3 separate regions of the Mus musculus genome follow, and all the other regions are linked to region 1. Evidence: chromatin loops called from intact Hi-C (ENCODE). Cell type or tissue: left cerebral cortex. All regions are shown on one strand.

What was found. Peaks named below come from ENCODE experiments on the same cell type or tissue, not always from the same donor. Only the 100,000 strongest peaks of a DNase experiment are listed, where the experiment ranks them.
Region 2: it touches region 1 in a loop (2.6-fold over the local background); 2 of 42 quality-filtered maps call a loop at or near these places.
Region 3: a loop joins it to region 1, with 2.3 times the contacts of the local background. A loop is called at or near these places in 2 of 42 quality-filtered maps.

What each region holds. Positions count from the first base shown.
Region 1 is chr9:24,498,470-24,506,469 of GRCm38, reverse strand. It overlaps Dpy19l1 (dpy-19-like 1 (C. elegans)), which reads left to right and starts at 3,330. Exons shown (of 23, transcript NM_001359948.1): 1 at 3,330-3,631. The coding sequence starts at 3,340. It overlaps LOC115487153 (a long non-coding RNA gene), which reads left to right and starts at 3,937. Exons shown (of 2, transcript XR_003948106.1): 1 at 3,937-8,000. In left cerebral cortex, CTCF peaks have their summits at 1,838, 3,216, 4,607 and 6,485; DNase peaks (open chromatin) are centred at 3,174, 3,760, 4,707, 6,563 and 1 more place; H3K4me3 peaks cover 3,309 bases; H3K27ac peaks cover 1,748 bases.
Region 2 is chr9:24,208,403-24,216,402 of GRCm38, reverse strand. The region is part of intron 3 of Npsr1 (neuropeptide S receptor 1); the gene reads right to left. Among named protein-coding and RNA genes, the nearest start is that of Npsr1, 110 kb to the right of the region's middle. In left cerebral cortex, no CTCF peak of the experiment used is centred here; a DNase peak (open chromatin) is centred at 4,566; H3K27ac peaks cover 1,812 bases.
Region 3 is chr9:24,222,642-24,230,641 of GRCm38, reverse strand. The region is part of intron 3 of Npsr1 (neuropeptide S receptor 1); the gene reads right to left. Among named protein-coding and RNA genes, the nearest start is that of Npsr1, 130 kb to the right of the region's middle. In left cerebral cortex, no CTCF peak of the experiment used is centred here; a DNase peak (open chromatin) is centred at 4,221.

The DNA.
Region 1 (8,000 bases):
TTTCTTCATTACTCATTACTAAGTTTTACCTTTCTGGATTACTTGTCTTGCTTTACGATTTAATACTTTTAATCTTCATTCTATGTCTACTTCATCTTTATATCATCTACCACTTATTCTTATAGGTGCACACAAAGTGTCTTCAACACATCCATGGGCAAAGTATAGTTTTATAGTGAGAATTGGATTGGTGTTTTGTTCAGGAATCAGCCTTGGAACATTTCTTGAGTAGTAGTAGTTCTTTTTGATTCCTGGCTTAGATTCTTTGTCTCAGGCTAGTATTCTATAGCATCGCAGTAGGAATTATCTTTCTGGTATACCATTAAAGCATAGAAAGCATACTAAATTTAAAGTCATATATGCCAATACTTAATTTAAAGTCATTGTAGCCTTGTCTTAATTCATGTGAGTGTGCACATATAACTTTTTAAAGATTTATTTCATTTGTATGAGTACATGGTCACTGTCTTTGGACACACCAGAAGAGGGCATCAGATTCCATTACAAAAGGATGTGAGCCACCATATCGTTGCTGGGAATTGAACTAAGGATCTGTGGAGGGGCAGTCAGTGCTCTTAACCTCTGAGCCATCTCTTTAGCCCAACATAATTTTTTATTAATTAAGAAGTAGCTTTTAGTTTGTCAGTTTTTAAAAAAATATCAATCACTATGTGGTAGGCACTGGTCTAATAATACAGAGACAAATAAACTGTATTCCAGATCTTCTAGAGTTTTAAAGGTTAAATCAAGTCTGGCATATTCTCTAAAGACTCCATTTTCAGTTCTACCACTTCCCAGAGCAAAACATCCTCCCTCTGAGGAGCAGGGCACCAGGAGTGGCCTGCTATTGTATCTAGGCTTAGTGATTCATGAAATGGATATTACTTTGTAAAGCACCTGTTGGAAGCAGGGTCAGTGAGTGATTCAGGTCAGATCTGAGAAACCTGACACCCAAGGAGTCGAGGACCATTAAAGTCTAGGGTGGCTCTTGATTTCCTGCCTCCGCTTGTGAGCCATCTCTTGGCTCAATTCTAAATAAAAATTCTTCTTATCCCAGAGAGGGGGAAACGGAGATTCAAAAGGTGAAGGGTGTGAAGAGGAGAGTCGTGCCAGGCATCAGAGCAGGGATTCCAACCTGGGTCTAGAAGAAACAAAAAATGAAACCAAAAAACAAAACCCAAAACTCAAACCAAGCACCATCCCCCTACCCCCACAGTTCACACTTCCCTTACTTGAGGTTTCCTGAGGGTGCATCACAGGAGAGGAATTAAGATCTACCGGGTCTGCCCCACCCATAAGTAGTCCTTTTCTAAGTCAACTGAGCAAATTTTCAGCCATGTTCTGAGCTTGGGTCAAAGCTGCAGCTAAAGATGACTACTAGAGAGATTTGGTTTCTTCCAGAAACTCAGGTCATGTGGAGAATGTTCAAGAGCTAGGAACATCATGTTTGATTATGCTGTTTCCTGTACTCATCCATTCATTTACTGAACAAGAAAATCATCTAACAGAATTGTACCAATTAATCAGTCGCCCCTCCCCCACCACAAGTTTTCCCCCACAGAGCCCAGAAAGCACTAGGAAACTTTTTTCTTTTTGTACACACTTTTAATTTTTCTCATACAGTATATTTTGATCATTTTTCCTCTCCCTAATTTTTCCCAGAACCTCCCTATCATTCAACTTCTTACCTCCCAAATCTTTTTAAAATACCACTCAAAAGCACAAAAATGAAACCTGGAACAAGCAAAAGATCAGTACAACAACAACAAAAATGTCAAAGTAAAACAAAAACTCCACAAACAACATAACCACAGAGTTCGTTTTTTTGTGTGTTAGCCAACTACTGGTGGGCCCAAGGACTGCCCTGGATTGTGGGTGATATAACCAGTGACACTCCATGGAAAAACTGATTGGGAAGCATGCCCCACATCTCAGGGACAAGCAATCCAATACTGTAGCTCCGTGTGTCTTCTAATTAATAAGTATGCTAGTGATGAAATTACTGTTATTGTCTTTGGCAGACACTGAAGTAAATTTCTTTTAATCTGGTAGGTTATAAATTTAGTATCAACCCTAGAAATAACACTCTATCAACCTGATACCTTATTTCACAATATAAGCCCCTGTATGACACTGTCAATCATTTTTTTAAATAGAGGTGTCTTAAACAGTTGTTCCTTGTTTTCAATACATAACTTAATAATCAAACTCAGGAAACTTACAAAGTGTAATATAGCGGTGAGTCCTTTAACAAAATCCATTCTTTGTGCCTGAGTTAATGAATGCTCATATTAATAAAGTCGTGAGCAATAGAAGCCAGAGCCTCCTGAAACCCCTGTAATTACTGTGGAGAAAAGTGAAACGATGTGCCTTGATTTCCAGCATCCAGACTTTTTGGAACAAGCTCATTTGGACAGGAGCCAAGAAATAAGTCTCGCTGCTGCAATTCTCCAAGGCTTTGTGCAAATAGCAATGGGCTGGAGGCAAGGAAGGTTAACTTGGAACATATTCTTTTTTTTTTTTTTTCTTTTTTCTTTCCCTGGGCTTCTTCATTAACTCCTACATCCTGCTATGAGAAAATTCGTTTTCAAGTGTCACATCTTTTAGCCGGTTTCCATACTTTCAGTATACATGAGGTAAAAGTAACACGTGGATAACCTTCCCTGACAGGCCCTTTTCATTTATGACTTGAGTTTGGGTTCCTACCCAGGCCTTCAGATTACATCCTCGCTCCGACCTACCGGACACTTATTTGAATACTCGGTCCACTCCCTGCTTCTCATCCTTGAACCAGAAACCTGGCTGTTCTGAGTGGCGAGGTCACACTTTTACCCCGTTAGTTTCTTGCACAAGCCTAATGCACAGAAACCCCGGAGTGTACCCACGGCGCCGTTCCGTGGCCACTAGGTTCCCGCCCCGCGCCACGCCGCCTCACAGCCAGATCCCCGGTTCCCGAGGGCGCACTGCCGCTTCCGGGAGGTCGTCCACGCTACTCCCCTGGCCGCCGGTCCCGCCCCGCTGGTAGCCCGCGCGTGCGCGCTTGGCCGCTGGAGCGCGCCCGGGCGCGCGCGCCGGAGGGGCGGGGCCGCGCCGCTCGCAGTTTGTCCCCGCCTCCGCCCCGCGGCGTTCCGTTGTCGCCCTGGCAACCCGAGAGCGGCAACGGCGGAGGCGCGGGAGTCCGGCGCCGCCTCTCGGCCGCCACGCGGTAGGCAGCGGCCACACGGCCCGCGCTGTCCCCGCCTCCCGGCCCGCCCTCGCCGGCCAGAGTGAGCGACCGCCAGTCCGCGGATCCCGGCCGCCGTCCGGGCGCGCGCAGCTAGCGGGCGCGACTATGCCAAGATGGTCCTGCAGGCGCGGAGCAAGCACCGGGACGCGGCTCCCAGGCCGCCCCGGTCGGCCCGCTCGTCGCCGCCGCCACTGAGCGGGGCATCCGAGGTGGACGCCGGGGAGCTGGGGTCGGAGCGCACGCCGCCGTCGCCGGGGCGCAGGGGCGCGGCGGGCAGGAAGGGACCCCGCGCAGGGACCGCCGCGCCCGCCCCGGACGGCCTCGCGGGCCGCCTGGCGGCCGGGCTGCACTGGGCGCTGGGCCTGCGGCGCGGGCGCGGCCGGACCTGGAGCACGCTGCTGCTAGGTGAGCCAGTTAGCAGCCCTCTCTGACTTTTCCCGGGACGCTCCTGCCTCCTCCCTACTCCTCCCCGCTCCTTCCGGGGCTCAGCTCCACACATCCTCTGCCCCGCGGTCCGCCCGGGCTTTTAAAAACATGGCCCCGAGATCAACAGCTGCTCGGCTGGCCGCGGGCGGGCTGGTCCGCGCCGAGGAGACTGGATTCTGCCTGCATCCACAGTCCACTCTTTACCCCTGGCCCAGCCGCTACTTCGGAGGATGGTTTGCTTGGTGATGCGAGCGATTCCTGGAGCTCGAAATACCCAGGTTTCCTGACTTAGAAAGTTGCCAAACTTATAATTAAATTTTAGCGTGCTTTTTCCCTTCTTGGCCGCAAACACTGAGGGTGGCACTTCGTGGTTCTGTCACTTTTCAGGCTGCGTCGTGTTTTGGATGCCCAAGCTTTAACCTTGCCTGCTGGCATCTCTTTACCTTCTTCCATGCACCAAATGGATGGGATGTAACTTGTGCCTAGAAGAAATAAAGTTGAGGCATTTACGTGTGGACTATCTTCTGGGTTCGTTTTCTGTGACTTTGTCGGATAAGGCAAGTTTATAGAAGTTGGATTAATAGGCCTAATTTTAACAAGCCCTTCATAAGGATTCTGTGATATTTTTGCCACGATGGGATTTAGTTGTTGAATTATGTAGTGATATTTTCTTACTATCTTTTCCCTGTTGCTTAATGACCTCTAAGAGTTTGGGGTGCTTGAAGTTTGGGGTTTAGACAGACAATACAGCAAAATCAGCCTTCCTGTGGGGCCAGCCTCTTCTGCAGCTGTATAGTTATTGAAAGCCAGTCATGGCTGTGTGTTTGTGGGTTCAAGAAGGCTGGCATCGTTACTAGGATTTTTTTTTTTTAAATACTTGGGTCAAGATTTGGCAAATTCATTATTTTCATCATTCCCTCCTTCAGCAGCTAGCTTGAGAACATGGCAAGTGTACAGGTTAAATCCACCTTGGGGAGGCAGCGTGGTACAGTGGCTGAGGTTGAAGGCACTCAGCACTGGTGCAGAGTGCTTGATTTTGGTTTAAGTCTCACTTTGAGGGCCTTCCTTCTGTGTTATATGGAGTTATCCCATGCCCTGCTTACCCAGGGATGTCCTGAAGAGCAATACCAACTCCTTGGGTGATGCATGTTTGTACCCAAAGCATTTTACAGCATCAGTTCCTATGTAAAAGCAAATGCATAATCCTGATTTCTGATCCCACGGCAGAAGAAAGCTCCAGCGTTTGTGAACGGCTAGTACAAACAGCAACTGTAGTAGAGTAAGGGATGACACTGTTTATTTTAGGGAGAGACAATAATAGATTTTAAAGGGTCCTGTTCTTTTCATGTTTTGTGGTACAGTTCCTTTGGGTTTGCTTATACTGGATGGCTTATATTTGGGTTTACTAATGCCCTTGCAGAAATACTGTTTTGTTCAATGCAGGTGGGCAGCATTTCTCTTGACTTGCTCTTTTTGACTTTGTGAGTGGAAGTACAGTGAATGTGGCAGGCCGTAGTCTTAGGTGTACCCTGGATAGAGGTCACCAAGGGTGGGAGTTAGGAGGAACACCACAGTCTCTGTCTTCTCGCTTGGCCATCTGCTGTGAGACCACACAGCACCTGGAGAGAATGAAGGCTCTGCTGAAGGATCAGGATCTGGTGTCCTTGGGTCAGTTCTGGCCCTGTACTCTCAAGGCCGGTATCCATAGTGATTTCTTTTGTACCACCATGTTGTGGAAGCTCAGAAAGCCACTGACCCTGCAGAGGGTCAGCAATTTCCATGTTTTTGTAGGCTGTGTAACTAACTACATTTCCTCCGATTGATTTCATCCCCCGGTGTGTGTGAGAGTTGCATCTCAGGGTGGAACTTTTAAAATAACTCCTTGGTCTTAACATGGTGAGAGGTTTTGCTAGTCACTTGTTGCTTGAATTACTTATAGCTGCTCAACTCTAAAAACTACATATTAAGCTGTGATAAAATGGCTTTATTCGTATTTTATAATAAATTTCCTAACTTGGAGTGCCATTACAGCAGCACATGTTAGAACTGGTTAGAGCTTTTCTTCATGTGTGCTGGGCACTGATAAGTCACTTGCCAATGTAGCTCTTCCATTGTTGGGCAGTGATGAGCATTACCTGTTTTAATAAGTACGTTTGATTTTCTTATATGTGAACATTGCTACTTACTTAATGGTGATGATTAAAGAGGCTCAAATTGTTTATTTTTAGTAGTTTCAGTTCACTTGCTCCCAGCTACAGGAGACAGTGGCGGAAGAAGAACCTTGAAAATGTTTTTCAAACTTTCCTGACCACAGAAAATAATATACATTGCCTCTAACCTGCTCCCACCATAGGAAGCTCATCTTAGCCCATAGATATGTCTGTATAGATTTCTGTGTTGAGGCAAGAAGCACTAATAATTGAGCTATCTTCAGAGGTAAGAACAAGGTTGAGAAACCTACAAAGGGTGTTAAGGCCGTGGACAGTAAGGCTCTACTACTGGAGAAGAGTGAGGTGTGGAGAACTGGCTCTGTCAAGATGTGTGCTCAGCTGCGCTTGAGGGAGCCCAAGAGGAGTTACACAGCCTTTCCACACTCTGGTCTCCTGCTTGTAGTGACCTTGGAGGCTACTGAAACAGGCTGTAGAGTCAACCTCCTGGGACTGGGGTCAAGGCCAAGAAATGATAGACAGTTATCAGCATGGTTCCAGTTCATATTGTCTTTCAATAAGTTCTTTTTTCTTCTTTCCCTCTGTGCTGGTTAATTTTAGCTGTCAATTTGACACTGCTTTAGAATTACCTGGGAAGAGAGTCATAGGGACTATCTATCTCTTGGCCAGTAGGAGGTTGTCTTTACTGTTGACTGAGGGAAGAAGACCCAGGCAGTTGTTTGCTGTGCCATTCCACTCCCTAGGCAGGGAGAGAGGAGGAAGCTGGGTGAGAACAAGTAAGCGAAGATGAATGCCTTGCTTCTGTTCTCTGTGCTCCTCTGTGAGTGTGATGCCCTTGCTCTTAGCTGCCTTCCCCGCAGTAATGGGCTGTAACCTGGGATTTCAAGCCAAGGGAACCGTCCCCTCTCCCGTGTTGCTTTTTGTCAGGATATTTCACAACAGCAAGAGAAATGAAACTAGGACTTCTGTACAGGCCATGCCTCTCTTCCCATGCCTGCTTCAAATTTGTTGGGCTTCCGAGCCAAGAATTTAGCCTTTTAACATTTAGTTTAGAAAATGTGTAAGATGAGAGATTTGCATTAGGCCAGCATTTCTTAACCTGAGCTGTATACTGGAGCTATCTGAACCCTTAAAATGAACCACATATCAGATGACTTAATTGTGTATCTAGGGGTGTGAATATGGCAATGGGGGAAGTGTTGTAATAGGTTTTTTTTCCCGCCCCCCGTAATAGTGCTTAGTTTTTGGTGCTGGGAATTGACTTTGGGGCTTCATGCATGTTAAGTAAGTCCTGTATCTCTGAGCTTTTTGAAGCACATGAGTATCCCTGGGAAATGGAATTTTCATGGCTGAAGTCTACTGAAACTGTATACCCCAACTTTTATTTATTTATTTTTCATTTATTTACTGTGTGTGCACACCCACACACATGCATGCATGTGTGTATATGTGCATGTGTATGTGCATGTATAAATGTATGTGTGTGTATATGTATGTGTGTGTATATGTGCATATATGTATGTGTGTGCATGTGTGTGTGTGTGCATATGTGTGTGTGTGTGTGTGTGTGTGTGTGTTTGTCACAGTGCTTGTGTGTCAGGATAGCTTGCAGGTATCAGTTCTTTCTTACTGTGTGAATGTCTGGACTAGAACTCAGGTTGTCTGGCTTCCACTGAGCCTTCTGCTCTGCTCTGCCCTCTTTGTTGAAATAGGCACAAGAACTATGCAGTTGCTACAGTTCCCATAATCTTTATTGTTTCCTCAGAGTGGGGACTATTGGTTGCAGTTGCCTGAATGAGACTCATCTTTCTTACACCTACCTATGTCCTCCACCTTATTAAAAGAAGGAGGAAAAGTTCTGGTAGTTGGAGAGGGCTCTGTTTCAGGGTGAAAGTGAGAAAAGTGTGTATTGAACATGTACACAAAACATGCTAGCAGTCCAGGGCTGTAATATAAGATGCCATTTGTAAAAATTGTTAAAAGTAACTAGTGGTTTGAGTAAAAATGGCCCCGATGGCCTCACATAGTTAAATGAAAATGCATGGGAGTGGCATGAATCTTTAGGGAGTGGCACTGCTTTAGAGGGATTAGGAGGAGAGGCCTTGCTGAAGTAGGTGTGGTCTTGTTGGAGGAAATATATCATTGAGGATGGGGTTTAGGGTTTCAAAAGCTCAAATCAG
Region 2 (8,000 bases), 290 kb after region 1:
GCCTGGTAAATAAAAATTAATGGAACTAGAAGAAGTAAACAGAAATTATATTTTGAGTAGGCTGAAAAATTAGTAAGATTGGAGACAATTTGATCTACACTGTAAACAAATTTTAGGCAAAACAGTACTTTGCAAATCTGCAACAGTACCTATTATTAGTGCTTAAGCAGAGACTAGTTTTAATTTAAAATATTCACGGTTGGCAATTAACTTAGAAAAATAACAAAAATACAAGTCAACAATCTTAGTGAATTTGAAATTTAAAAATAAAAACATGTAAATAACAAAGACTGAACCACCAACTAAAAAGCATGCAGAGGTTAGACCTAGACATCCTACACTTTTGTAGCAGATGTGCTGTGTGGTCTTCATGTGAGTCCCATAATAACTGGAGCAGAGACTGCCTCTGACTCAGTTGCCTGCTACTGGATTCCTTTTCAGTAACTGGATTGCCTGGTTGGACCTCAGTGGGAGAGGATGCACTTAGTCCTGCTGCAGCTGGTTGTCCCAGGGTGGGGTGGCACCCAAGGGATTCCCCTTCTCTAAGGAGAAAGGAGAAGGGTAGTCGGGGAAGGATTTGTAAGACTGGGATTGGGAGAGAGGAGGGATGGGGGTGCATGATTGGGATGTAAAGTGAATAAATTAATTAAAAAAAAGAGAAGCCAATGAAAACTTTCAAAGCAGATATATGGACAAAAATGCATTCTTCTTTGATTTCAGATGAATTAATGGGTTTACATAAGTTTTAGATATCTTAGATTTATAAAACAAACAAACAAACAAACAAACAAACCAAAATTGATCAAATATAGCAAAAGAGATAAGAATGGAATCAAAATGAGGTGGTAATAAAAGTAACCCATTAACACTACTGAGTTGAGACCAAATGATCTTTGAGGCTATTTATAATCTCTACATGCTTGCATTATCAAAGAATTGAAAAAAGTGCAAAATCATGCAACTGAAGAAGACTCCATAATGGAAGACACCACATATAGGTGGTGAATATAGGGAAATCAAAGTGGTACACACCTGGGACTCATTCATCTGTACTGGCTAGTTTTCAGGGTTACCAGAGATGGGACAAAGTAATTACCACTTTCACCCAACTATAGACTCAGCAATCTACAATAACTACTGGCCCAGCAATCTACAATAACTACTGGCCCGACAAGATTGTGACTGAGCCCTTGGCACAAGAGTGACACAAATGTTATTAGATTAACCAACCACTTTCTGATTGGATCTAGCCAACTCCATGAGCTAGAATCCATACCTGGAACTGGTAACATATTCAAGAACCTGTGGCTAAATAGAATTAGACCCTACAGGAGAATCCAATACCATTATTTCACCAGATGGGCATAACATTAGAATGATTCCTAATGACTTATTGCTATATAAATGGATCAGCTCACCTCTTAACTCTCATCAAAGAAGTTTCTTTATAGAGTAACTATCTAGCAATTAATACATACACCTTCAACTGATTAACAAGCATACATAAAATAAAATAAAACTAAAAGATAATGCAGCCTCAAATAGAACGAACATATCAGATTGGTTTTTCTAAAATTCAGGAATCTTTGGGGAAGAAGAAAAGGAGAGATATTAAGAGTCAGAGGTGGTAGATAACATAAAGGAAACACTGTTTTCCAGGTACACATGTAAACTCACAGTGAGTATAACATGTGCACAGCCTATATAAGGTCCAGCTAGACATAACCTTCAGCATCCAGGGATGGAGATGAGGGGAGGTGGGCATGGATAAACTGTTAGCATTTGATGGATGCTGGGAGAGGGAGAGTCGATTTACTTTAATGCTATAATCTCTGGTATATCTACCATGCTACAGGACAGGTCCCACTCCCAAGAGTAGCTAGCCAACAAAAGTGGATTTGACAGGGCAGAGGGAGATAACTCAAATTTCAGGGGTTACAAACAAGAGGGGCAGATTGGCCAAATATGGGAGGGGTTGGGAGAGGGACATGAATATCCTCAAAATACATTTCTTAGAATTAATTAAAATATTAATTAAACTATTTTTTGAAGTTCACAAAACATAGTAGTGAATTTACCGAAAGTAGCACAACAGGAAACTCCAGGGCTCTATTCTTCTAGAAACTAAAAAGCTGGGAGAAAGAAGTAAACAAATGAACAAATGAATAACAGCAAGCCTGGTCTATGAGAGACAGTGAAACACTGATAACTAGGCAAAGCATAGGGAGAAGTTGACACTGCCAGCCACATTGTTGTAAGAGATTGTTATAGCACTCCAAATTGCCACTCATCACCCTCTCACTAGATCATTGGTGTCACAGAAGCGTGGCACTACTGGTGCATGGACGAAGAAATATGGACATTATTCTCAAAGATGTGTGGTTTGTAAAACCGAGGGGGTAAATGTGGACCCTGTTCTCAAAGTTGTATGATTTTGTTTCAACTTCTCATCAAGTTTCCAGATGGAATGGTTTACCTGTGGCAGGGGGACATCAGACACTACCCACTTAACAAACTGTATTCTCTGCACCTTTAGTTTTCATTGTTGCTTTTGTTCTGTGGTTTTGGTTGAGTGTGTGGTGTGAACATGTTTATGTGTTGTTTCTTTTTACTGCAGTCTCAGTGGAGTATTTTTTTCCATTTTGTTTCCCATCTCAAATGCTCTTTTTTCTCTTTGATACTGTCTGTCTGTCAACTCCATTTATTTTTTTCCGAGACAGGGTGTCTACGTATAGCCCTCCCTGGCTGTCCTGGAACTCACTCTGCAGACCAGGCTGGCCTTGAACTCAGAAATCTCCCTGTCTCTGCCTCCCAAGTGCTGGGATTAAAGGCATGCGCCACCACTGCCTGGCTCAACTCCATTTTTGATTGTTTAGTTGCCTTATTTCCAACATTTTTGTTTTTTCCCTTTTCAGAGTCTCGGTTTCCTTGCTAAGTTATTCCTTCAGTTTGGGTCTTTCCTTTGCATTGTCAAGCTTTACATCCTCTTGGCTGGTTATGACGTCATCTTAATTTTCATCCTTCATTCCTCTTCTCTAGCCCTCTACATATGCATCATTCCTTTGAAAAGTAGAATTCTAGATTCTTTTTGATTCATTTCAGCTAGTTTGTCCTCTTTGCTTTTTTCCTGGTTTGAAGAGATTTGAGACCTTGTGGAGCTGCCATGGTAGCCTTCTCTCTGTTTCCATGTTATTCACGGCAGTCTGATAAGGGTTGGAATGGATGTATACTCTGGTGTTTTCATTTCCTTATTCTCATGACTTTATTTTTTGTGAATTTTCATGGAAACTTATCTCTATTGAAGGTGGGCACTGATAGAAACAATGACTAAACAACAGGTCTGCCCTGTAGCATTCAGCAAAATACTTTTGTACTTCTATTATAGCCCCTGATATGATTCAAGAAAGGAGGGCCAGGAAACTGCTCAAAAATATAATTTATAGACTTTTAGAGCTTCTAAAACTATTTTATGAAAAATATTAAATTATTACAAATATTTAAAAAGTTTGAAACTAAGAGTAAGTAGGGAAAAAGAGTAAAGTAGAAACAGGATAAAGCATACTCCTTAGCAATATGATAAATAGCAGACAAAGTAGAGAGTAAGTGCAAAAAGGAACAGATAGTAGTCACCAAGGCATCTCAAGGCAAGGCATTGGCTGTATCAGGACAACTAAACATTGGAAATACAAAGGTGTAAAGAGGAGGCGTGGGAAGACTGTAAGAGACAGTGGTTATGGATAACATCAAATAAACCATGATTTACAAGCAGGGCAGATGCATGTATATTAACTCCAAGTGATTTTGGCAGCTTGCATTGAATTTGGGTTACTCCATCCAGACAAAATCTCAACAAAGAGAAGTAGAGGAGGACACTAAAACCACTACTGGCTAAGGAGTTACTAGCATTAGATAGCTTCTGGGGGTTCAGTTTTTCTTTCTTTCTTTCTTTCTTTCTTTCTTTCTTTCTTTCTTTCTTTCTTTCTATCCATCCATCCATCTATCCATCTATCTATCTATCCATCTATCTATTTATCTATTTCTATTTTTTAATTATGTGACCCATGGTAGGTTAACTACATTCCAGGGCACCTCCAATCCCAAGACCATCTGGGCAACACAAACTGGACTAGTTAGGAACAGAAGGAGAAGAATAATCTCAAAGTTGGAAAGGATGGATGGTTGAGAGTTTGGAAAGGGGAGGAGTAGAGAGGAGTGAATGTGATAAATATACATTGTAAGAAATTCTCAAAGAATTCATAAAATACATTTTAGAGCAAAGAGAATATAAGAAAATGAAGTCAAATTCATAACATCTATCAGCATTTCTTCCTAGCTGGGAGGGATGTGGTTTGCCCTGCTCCCCACATTATATTTCATATAGCTGTGTGAGCAAGTAGGAAGATGGCTATTCATCAACAACACAAATAACTTAGACAGGATGCCCCTCCTACTGAGAAAAATGTTTGTGTCAGATGTATCTTTTGGTAGGTGCTTCCCTATTCTGAACAAGGGATGCCTCTCTTAGTATTTTGCGCCCACTTGCCAGCTGCAGCTTTCTCTTCTCTGTCCTGAATAGTCATGCTTCCAGGCTGCTTCCCTCAATGTTCCTGGTTCTGTGGAGGTGGGTTGTGGGAGGGCTGTGTTTACCTTTGCTGTGGGGTGTTCTCTTTTAACTCAGATCCAGGCTCCTTTTTTTTTTTTTTTGCCTGTGTTTTAATAGTCTGTCTGAAAACAGTTCTATTTACCTATGAGACTGCCTTATAGCTCCTGTCTTATACAGCCATGCTATTGCTTGCCTGTATGGTACTGTGTTCCACAGTCTTCAAGCTTCACAGTGATAGCAGGGAGGTTATACTATTCACTTCAGTGAAACTCAGCTTTGTCACTGAAGCTCATCATGTCACATTTCAACCAGAATAGAATCTCTGCAGCCAATGGCGTTGCACTTCTGATCTGGCCACATTTCACCTAGCACATGTGGCACCCCTGGAGCTAGCCATATTTCAAGCAGCCTACTCTTTCTGCCACTCGCTGAAGGTTGTTTCTCCACATTTTCAAGCCCATCATTCCTGTGTGTTTGCTAGTGATCTTCCTCTCTTCTGTCTTCGGCGGGATAGAGCCTGTTCTTGTTCTGGTTCTTGTTCTTGTTCTTTTTGTTCCTTCTCCTTTTTCCTCTTCCTCTTTCTCCTTGTTATTCCACTTTAAAGGGAGAGGATGGTGGTATGGAGAAGTCAGTATTCAATTATATGCCTCTTAAAGGAGAGTTAGTTTAGATTAAAAATACAAAAATAGGTGTGAAGTCAAAGGGCAATGTTTTAGTTAGGCTTTCCATAGCAGTGACAAAACACGATGACCAAAAGTAACCTGTAGAAGAAATGGTTTATTTTAGCTTACAGGATAGTGATGTATATCACAGCTAGTAACTCAAAAAGGACAGGAACTTGGAGGCAGGAACTGATGTAGAGGCCATGAATGAATGTTATTTACTTGATTGCTCCTCACAGCTTGAACAACTTGCTTTCTTACTGCAGCCAGGACCAGCTCAGGGGTGACACTACCCACAACTGGCCGGACCATCCACATCAGTCACTAGTTTAGAATGTTTCCTAGAGGTCTGTCTACAGGCTCATCTTATGGAGGCATTTTATCAATAGAATCCCTCTCCCCAAAAGACTCTAATTTGTGTTGAGTGGACATTAAACTAGACAGAAGAGACAGAAAAAAATAATTGCATAGATAATGGTTAAAAGACATATGGCACTAATATCAGATAAAATAGACTTTAAGCTGGGTGTGATGGTGCACGCCTTTAATCCCAGCACTTGGGAGGCAGAGGCAGGTGAGTTTCAGAGTTCAAAGCCAGCCTGGTCTACAGAGTGAGTTCCAGGACAGCCAGGTCTACACAGAGAAACCCTGTCTTGAAAAAAACAAACAAAAAAAGGACTTTAATACAAATATCATAAGAATTAATTGTGGATATTCTATAATAGTAAAATGTTCACTCATAAAGAAGCTATAATAATAAAATGGTCATTCATAAAGAAGCTATAATAAGTATGTACCTAAGAAATTAAGGAGCAGAGCTCCAAAATATAAAAAGTAGATTAAAAGGATTAAGTGCAAAAATATTTCTATAGTGACAACTGCAAACTTCATTTTCTACCTCCAGAAATGTGCATGTCAGTAGCACAGATATCGTCATAAAATCTACAACCACAAGCAATACTATTCTGATCAACTGGAATAGCAGACATCTATGTCACAGCCCACTCAACAACAACACATACACTCTCTCTATGAGCACATGGAACAGTCTTCAATAGTATGTGAGGTCAAAGAACAATCTCAATATATATTCATAATTAAAATCATACAAAATGTTTTTCTCTAACCATATCAGAATACATCTATAAACCAATGAAAATAGAAAAATAAAAATTTTTACATATATATGGAAATAAAACATCAGAATCATAAGTAACAAATGGATGAAAGATAAAGATACTTTCTAGAAAAATAAATATAAAAACACAATCTCCAGCCCACCCACAACTCAGCCTGAGGCAGAGTTGGTGCTCTTGACACCCTTCCACACTGAGACAGCTTGACTTCTAGGAGATCCATCACCTACAGGCTTACAGATAATACACCACCCTTTTATTACCTGGCCTAACTGGGGCCACCATTGGGTCCAGCAGAGGTGGGGCCCTATCAGCATTAACCTGCCAGAGATACATAATCCTTTGGTTAACAACTGCGCTCCAAAGCAGATCAGGTGCTCACACCCACACCCATACCCAGAGACAGATTGACTGACAGAAGGTCTGTTATAACGAGGATCACAGGAGGGACAGGACCCAGTCAGAGACAGCAAGGCCAGTTAATACCTGAGATAACCAGGTGGTGAAAGGCAAGTGCAATAACTAAGCAACAGCAACCAATTCCACTTGGCACCATCAGAACCCGGTTCTCCCACCACAGCAAGCCTTGGGTACCTAATACACCTGAAGAGCAAGATTCTGACCTAAAATCCGACGTCATGAAGATGATAGAGGACCTTAAGGAGGACATAAATAACTCCCTTAAAGAAATATAGGAAACCAAAATCAAACAGGTGAAGAAATTGAACAAAACTGTCCAGGATCTAAAAAAATGGAAATAGAAACAATAAAGAAATCACAAAGGTTGACAACCCTGGAGATGGAAAACATAAGAAAGAGATCAGGAGTTACCAACAGAATACAAGAGAAAAAAGAGAGAATCTCAGGCATGGAAGATACCATAAAATATGATAATATAAAAGTCAAAGGAAATACAAAGTGCACAAGGTTCCTAAAGAAAAACATCAAGGAGATTCAGGACACAATGGAAAGACCAAATGTAATAATAATAGGAATAGAAGAGATTGAAAATTCCCAATGCAAGGGCCAGGAAACATCTTCAACAAAACCATAGAAGAAAACTTCCCTAACCTAAAGAAAGAGATGATCATAAACATACAAGAGTCTAAGGAATGTCAAATAGATTGGACCAGAAAAGAAATTCCTCCCATTACATAATAATCAAAACACTAAATACACAGAACAATGAAGGAATATTAAAAGTGACAAGGAAAAAAGGCCAAATAACATATAAATGCAGACCTATTAGACTCTAAAAGTCAGGACATCTTGGTCAGATGGCATGCAGACCCTAAGAGAACATAAATGGCAGGCCAGACTACTATGCTCAGCAATACTCTCAATCACCATAGATGAAGAAACCAAGGTATCTCATGACATAACAAAATTTAAACAGTATCTTTCTACTAACCCAGCTCTACAGAAGATAATAGAAGGAAAACTCTAACACAAGGGGGAAACTATACCCAAGAAAAACCAAGAAATTAATCATCTCACAAGAAACCCAAAAGAAAAGAAGCACACAAGCATAATACCATTACTAACATCAAAAATAACTGGAATGAACAATCATTTCCTCAGACTAAAAGGCTGGGAAAA
Region 3 (8,000 bases), 280 kb after region 1:
CAGCAACCAGCAGATTGGGAAAAGATCTTTACCAATCCTACATCTAATAGAGGTCTAATATCCAATATATACAAAGAAATCAAGAAATTAGACTCCAGAGAACCAAATAACCATATTAAAAATGGGGAACAAAGCTAAACAGAGAATTCTCAACTGAAATTTGAGGAAATTTGAATGGCCAAGAAGTACCTAAAGAAATGTTCAACATCCTTAGTCATCAGGGAAATGCAAATCAAAACTACTCTGAGATTCTACTTCATACCAGTCAGAAAGGTTAAGATTAAAAAAAAAAAAAAACCTTCAGGTGATAGCAGATGCTGGTGAGAATTTGGAGAAAGAGGAACACTCCTCCATTGCTGGTTGGACTTCAAGCTGGTACAACCACTCTGGAAATCAGTCTGGTGATTCCTCAGAAAACTGGACATAGTACTACCTGAGAACCCAGCTATAGCATTCCAAAGCATGCATGCAGAAGATGTTCCATAGAAAGAACACTTGCTCTGCTATGTTCATAGCAGCCATATTTATAATAGCCAAAAGTTGGAAAGAACCCAGATGTTCTTCAACAGAAGAATGGATACAGAAAATGTGGCACATTTACACAATGGAATACTACTCAGCTATTAAAAACAATGACTTCATGAAATTTGCAGGCAAATGGATGGAACATAAAAATATCATCCTGAGTGAGGTAACTCATTCACAAAAGTGTGGGGCAGAGGGCTGCTCACAGACAGCCTGGTCTCTAGTTGACCAAAGGTCTGGAACCGCGGGGACCCAATGGGTGGTGATTTCCACCTATATGGAACAGAACATGTTTGATCATGTCTCCTGGGCCCCTGGCTCCTGTGGAAGTTAAACTCCCACCACCCACCACCACCTCCACCACCACCACCACCACCTCCACCACCACCTCCACCACCGCTGCTGCCGCAGGAGAGGTATGTAGCTAGCTATCTGTCTTGTAGGAGCAGCACCAAGCCTTCCCACATGCAAATAAGGTTTCTCCCAAACTTTCAGTCCAAGCCAATGAGAGGTACCTGCTGTCAATCCTGAATCACCCCCAAAACTGTATATAAATACTATCCAGGAAATTAAAGGTGTGTGAGAACTACTCTGCCATCTGAGCCTTTTGTTCCAAGAGCTGTAACACTTGGGAAGAGATCTCCTCTCCGGAAGCCTGAGGCTTTGCCTGAGGCTCTGCCGCACTCCTCATTGGATAGTTGGCCTCTCGGCCCAGCCTGAGTGCAGAGCGGCTTGGCTCCGCAAAGACTTCGCCTCCCTGACCACACTCTCTTCCCGTCGCTGGAACCCTCACACCAGGCCTGGCCAGAGATCTCCATGGAAAGTCTCTTGTACTCAGGCTCACACGAAAGAACACATATGATATGTACTCACTGATAAGAGGATATTAGCCCAAAAGTGTGGAATATCCAAGATACAATTCACAGACCATATGAAGGTCAAGAAGCAAAGTATTCCTTAAAGGTAGACTGCATACTCAGCCATAGGTGACCAGCAGAAAATGAATTCAACAGCATCTTTGGAGGTTCTTTGCCTCATAATTTTTTGTCAAGGCTTTTAAAAAATACTATTTTTATTATATATTGTCATATATTGTTATTTATTTATTTATTTATTTATGCTCTCCAGGTCCTTTGTGTATAACTTTAGCTTCCGGTTTAGTGTTTTTATGGGATTTCTGACTGTGCAGGTGACTGGGTCTCTGCATATATATCTGTTTCTTGTGACTTTTTGTGGGCTCTTTTCCTTCTGTTTGTTTTGTTCTACTCCGATGTGTTAGTTTTTGTTCTTTCTTTTATATGTTATAATATATTATATTATGTTATAGTATATTTTATATTACCTTAGAATTCTGACTATTTCTAAAGGGAGACATACAGGGATAGATCTGGATGGCAGGAGAAGTGGGGAGGAATTTGGAGAAGTAGAGAGAGGGGAAACCATAATCAGGACATATTAGAAAAGCTCTATTTTCAATAACAGTATATAAAAAGAGAATACAGTACTCACCAGGAGATAAGGCAGGAAGGAGTGAGGTCATTCTAGGTTTGGCCTCTTATACTCTTATGTTTTTGATGCATAAACTAAGATCATAGCACATATCTATTTATTCAAAATTCAAAGCACTAAGAATGTTACCACCATAATGCTAGGGAATACTATGTCATAAGCCTAGCTATGCACAGGTGTTGACCATGGAGCCTGTGCCTTGGGCCGAGCAATGCTTCTGGTTTCTGTGAAGGTGTGTTAGTGCTACTGACTTACCTACTGTATTGATGGTGTAGCATTGCTTCGGTGACTGCTGTAGAAGAGCTCCATAGAATCAATATTATCAGGAGACATCTCACTGTGCACTTCCCTCAAGACAAGAGGAAACCTTTATTCTGATTAATTTTGACCTTAATTTAAGCCACCAGGAAACCACAGAATGAAATATGGCCTTCCCACATTGACTTTGCAGGGCCTGAAAGCCTAATTCAGTTCTTTGATTTATTCCTCTGTGGTAAAGATTTTTTGTGACACATCTATTTGATTTTATATTTTTCATTTCACTGAAAATGTCCTCACATGAATGAGCCAAATATGCAGAGTGGCATTTGCCTGTGGGGTTTTGAATGCTGGCGTTGTCACGGTAGCGCTCTACAGTTTCTGTGTGTGTTGCTAAAGCCTACATCCTTTGTACAAGTGTGTAATAAAACCACTTGATTTATTGGGCTACTACAGAGGTTAAATGAGATAATGCATGTAAGGTGCTTAGGAAAGTGCTCAGCACATAAAACTTAGATGTTTGTTACAGCACTGATGCAATGAACAGGGCCAAGCACTGGACAGATTACCACACATACTGTATGAGGAGAGGGCATGTCTTGCCGGAAGTCTTGGTCTCCTAGGCAAATTGTAGAAGAGGTTCTTCTGAAAAGTAAATGGTAAATGGAAAGTAGAGTCTTTTTTAAACCCAACCTACGATGATGACATCTTTTATTTCTTAGACTACATGGCAATGGACTTAATTTATTTGATACTAAATAGAAGAATAAAATAGTGGTTTAGTCAATGGATGAGGTGAAAAGAATGAAACAAGTTCCCACAAGAGTACAACACAAGAGAGATTAATTGTAGTGAGTGGTCTAGGAACTGGAGTACCATTAATTAGTGGGGATGCAGTTTGCAGGGCAGTTCTCTGTTAGGCTAGATGGTTCTGTGCATTGCAAGACATTTGCCATTGCTGACCTCACTTACTAAATGTCAGCAGCAGCCTCCTCATCTCTATCTTTATGATAACTTCCAATTTTCTACTCATGTGGATACTATCCAATTAAGGCCCATGAAAACTATCTAGAGGTCAATTGAGACTATGACCCAACATCCCTAGAATAGTCCTAATTTCTAGCAGTTATGTTTCTACCTGTGGTCCTTTCATTCAAACTTGTACTGATGTACATGACTTTGTAGCAGTGGATGACTCCAGGACTAGGCTGCAAAAAAAAAAAAAAAAAAAAAAGGTACAAATTAGGCCCGAGACCCTGTAGTGCTGGAATGTAAGGAATTTCCCAAAGGATGCTTTAAAAACATTTCAATAGGAATGGGAGTCAAATTGTAGTGTTCTCCGGGATCAATTGGCAATTTGTGCCCAAAATAAAATGATAGTAACAAATTATAATGTGTTGAAGAAAATAAGAATCAGTGGTCCCATACTGATAAAAGTGTATCAATGGAAGAATGGAAAATCCTTTCTTATTCTCAATAAGCCAAATAATAAACACACAGAAGGAATGATATTAGGAGCAAATCAGAACGTGGAAATCTTTCCAGCATTGATTTTGCATGCCAAGAGCTGAGTGAAAGTTTGAGTTACCAACTAATTATACAATTTCATAACTTGTGCTAATTGCAAATGGAAGACAGTATGTTTACAGCAGAAAAGCCTGACAGTAATGTGACTAGTAACAGTGCAGAGACATTTGGCATCCCTCTTAAAAGTCCACCACTCAAATCTAATCAGCAGCCAGTCTAACACGACTCCTAACCTGCTCTATCAAAGTCATTGATGTTGTGAAGCAGAGTGAGAATCTAGCATGTAAGGATAGAGGAAGACGGCAACTGGAGCTTTCCATAATCCTGAAATTATATCAAAACGCTAAACTGACAACCAAAACTTTCCTGCTTGGGAGGATGCATGACATCAATGCCCAAACAGGGGAAGCTGGCAAGCGTCAGCACTTCTACATTTTTCACAGTACTGAAGATGTGGGCAATGTTCTATTAAAAGAAAAGGTAACATTATATTGGAAAGAGGGTTTAGAGCTGTTCAGTTATTCCTTTCATTCAGGGTATGTTCATTGTTAGTTAGAGTGCCTTGGAATATGATGCGATAACTACTCCCACAAGACACTGCACCTTCATACTCTCTGGCGAAGAGAAGGTCTAGGGTCCACATAGACTGACAACATTAACAATAATCACAACACTGGGAACCTATACCACTAAATATTTGGCATCACTTAAAAAATCAGAATTAGAAGAAATAATTTAATTGCTACCCAAGCCCTCCAAGGTTAGTTTAGGTCTCACTTCACAGCAGGGGAACCTGCTGCATAGACTAACTTGCAGCTGCTTGATTCAGAGAGATGGTTGCTCAAAACCATCCAGGAGGGCTCCATGTGCCAGGCTTTCTCTTTATGACTGCTCTAGCCTGCTTACCCAGGGGCTTTGAACAATGACTGAAAAGCAGACTGAGGTGCAGAGGATGCACATTTTCTGCACGTATCTGAGGGACTTTACTCCATTTGAGGACAGATGTGTATTGTCTGTACAGCATGGAGAATGGAGTTCAAGTTCAGCAGGGACGTCAGAAGTCAGGGACCTATACAGACAGGAGAGCAGCTGAACCAAACCATGGGGTCAGAACAACACTGGGGTGCTAGGTCTACTGTTGACTCACTAGTTAATGGAGAGAGAAAACTGTATCTAGCCGAGAAGGGGGAAACTGGAGGACATTTCAAAAACAAGAGAAGTGGTGAGCTTCAAAACTAGGAATGACATGTAAGAGAGACACTGTGAATTATCTCCTCAGAAAGTCTTGCTTATTGTCATATCTCTTATGAGGTTCTTCTCTACAAGTGACATTCACTTATCTTTATCAAGGAGTAGGCCAGATGGGTAGAACAGGACAAAAAACCAGCCTCCAAAACAAGGGTCCCTTTAACCATCGTACCCTATGAGCCACCATGTTCCACAGCAGAAGCATCAATGTCAAGAAACGGCAAAGGCCAGATGAGGCCACAGATTCTCTTTTCATCACTGTAGCTATCCAAAAAAGAAACATAGCTATTTCAGCTTCTCATGATTTTTTTTTCCTCGGTGTTGCACTGAATATTGAAGTCAGGGCTTCAGCCCCGCTAAATGCCTCCTCTTTTCCTGGCCTACATTCCGAGCCCCTTAGCCTCCTGTGCTCATTATGAGGATAATTTGAGGCAAGCATATAAAGTACTCCGCTCCATGCCAGCCACAAAAAAAGGTTCTAAATACATAGCACCTGCTGTGGCCATTTACACAGAAAAGAACTGAAGCTTGGATTATTTAAACATCCGTAAAAATCCACAGAAGGGCCAGTATAGTTGGCTTAGTCGGTAAAGGCCCTGCCTGGAAACCTAGTAACTGGAGCGACATCCTAAATCCCACATGGTGGAAGGAGAGAGGTGACTTCTGCAAGTTGTCCTCTAACTCCCACACATATGCTGTGGTGTGTGTATGCTCTCCTCAAATCAATAAATCAACCAATCAATCTATATAATTTTAAAAAATGTAAAGCCACAGAGCAAATGGCAAAGCTAGGGTCAAAACTCAGGTTTCTGCTTTCTTCACATTGTATGTGTGTGTGTGTGTGTGTGTGTGTGTGTTGCTTTCAAATTAAGCATGGCTCTTGAATGTTTCATTGGCAAAAATATAAAATAATAACGATAAATACATTTCTGAGCACATGGAAACTATAAGAAACTCAGATGCTAATTTCCACAATAAAGTTTTATTGATCCATAACCAGGCTTGTTCACTTACATATGGACCACGACTTTTCTGGCTATATTAGCTCAATTAGGTAGAGGGAATGAGATCATTTATCATTTCATAGTTAGATTTTTACAAAACAGAAGTTGTCATACTTTTACTGTAGACCTTTGACCCTGATTGTTCAGCTATTCTCAAAGGCTTGTGAATCTAGATTGGTCTTGACATAGCCAAATCTTCTAGCCTCCTTGGGAAATTAGAAAATTACCTTGCAGGTTGCACTGAAGTGTTCCCTGTTGGCTTAAACAGGAGCGTTTTCAAGGCTCCAGATGGGAACTGATTTCTTTCATTCATCTTATCAAAAATCCAATCTCACTCCCTTTCATGTTCGAGAGGATTTGATTAATTAGGGCATGAGGGAAGGAAAATGACAGTCCCTGATGCTGGGCTAAACTAGCTGTTGCAATCTCAGCTCCTCTTTCCCTTGCTTGACAGGCCCCCCGAGTTCCAGCCTGTCTAACCAGTGTGCGGTTAGAGGCTGAGTGCATGAGCTCTGAGTCAAGCATGCATTGCCATGTGGCTTTCCAGGAGCTATCCCTGCCACTTTGAGTGAGAGAGCCTCACATTGCGGTTTCAGTTTCCATAGATCTACAATGCGAGTAATGAGCAAGTCTATGGCTTTGGGTGATTTGTAGAATTCTGCTTTCCCTCCCACGTATTGGCTTTGTGATGATTCGGTAAATATTAACAAACATCATACCTTTGTGCATTTTTGTTTGTTTGTTTTCTGCCTACTTGTCAGCATCTAAGAGGCTAAGCCTCTTACCTGAATCAAAAAGTCCTGAGGATCTTTCTGAGCTCAAGCTCAGTCTGGTCTACATAGCAAGTTTCAAGGCATCCAGGGATGCACTAATATCATACCTAAAAAAAAAAGCCTGGAAAACATCTTTACAATTTTTTAAACATAATTTATGCACAATGTACAAAATTTAAATCAGAAATCACAAACAGTGTCACAGAAAACATGTCTGGGAATGCTTGTGGCTCAGAACAACCCTAGCCTGGAAAGGATCCAGGGATCCTCATTAGCAGCATAGATATTTTACTTGTTACAAAGTCATGCTGGAGCACCACTTAAGAAGGACAACAAATTGTAGCCAGTACAGCAGCAATATTGGATGTTATGAACACCCTGATGAGCCAAAGAAGCCAGATGTAAAAGGACACAGACTACAGAATTCCATTTATATGCAGTCGAAAAGGAATGAGGTTGTCTGAACTGCATATGTCACCTTTGATGGTTCAGGGTTGGTGGTCAGTATTGATGGAGAATGTGGGAAATGGAGGAAACATTGAATGAATACGTAAAAAGTGGATGTAGTCCCTGAGCAGATGTATATTACTGATATGACATGACCCAAAAACCAAGGCCTCCAATCCATGGGAAACTGGCAGTCTTTCCCCTGGGTCAGGCTCAGAAAGGCAAAGCTTCCTTCTGGTTCAGGTACTAGTGTTTAAGAACAGCTGACAACTGTGTGCAAAACCTAGGAAGAACAGCTTCCTTCTTCAAGATGTTTGTAGTCTGAGACTGCTCACCTACAGAAATCTCTTACAGACTAGCTAAATCCTCCTATCCTATCTTGTACTTAATGAACACACTAAGCTAAGCTTCTGGGTTGTGGAGGTAGTTTGCATGACACCATCAGAGAAAGGATAGAACATCTGACCCCAACTTTTCTGCACATGCATCTGTGTGTCCATTCTTTCTTTATCTCCCCACCACCCCTATTCAGGTTCCAATGACCAAACCATGCTGGATTAGATGAGATTAGGATTGAGAGAATGTAACCATGCTGCTTCCTGGCTGCTACTATCAGGGTGTGCTGCACTTACAAACAATGTATCTATAAAATTAGACTTCATGCTTCAGTAAAATAATAAAACCTAAAAATACAGAGGGTTCATTCCTA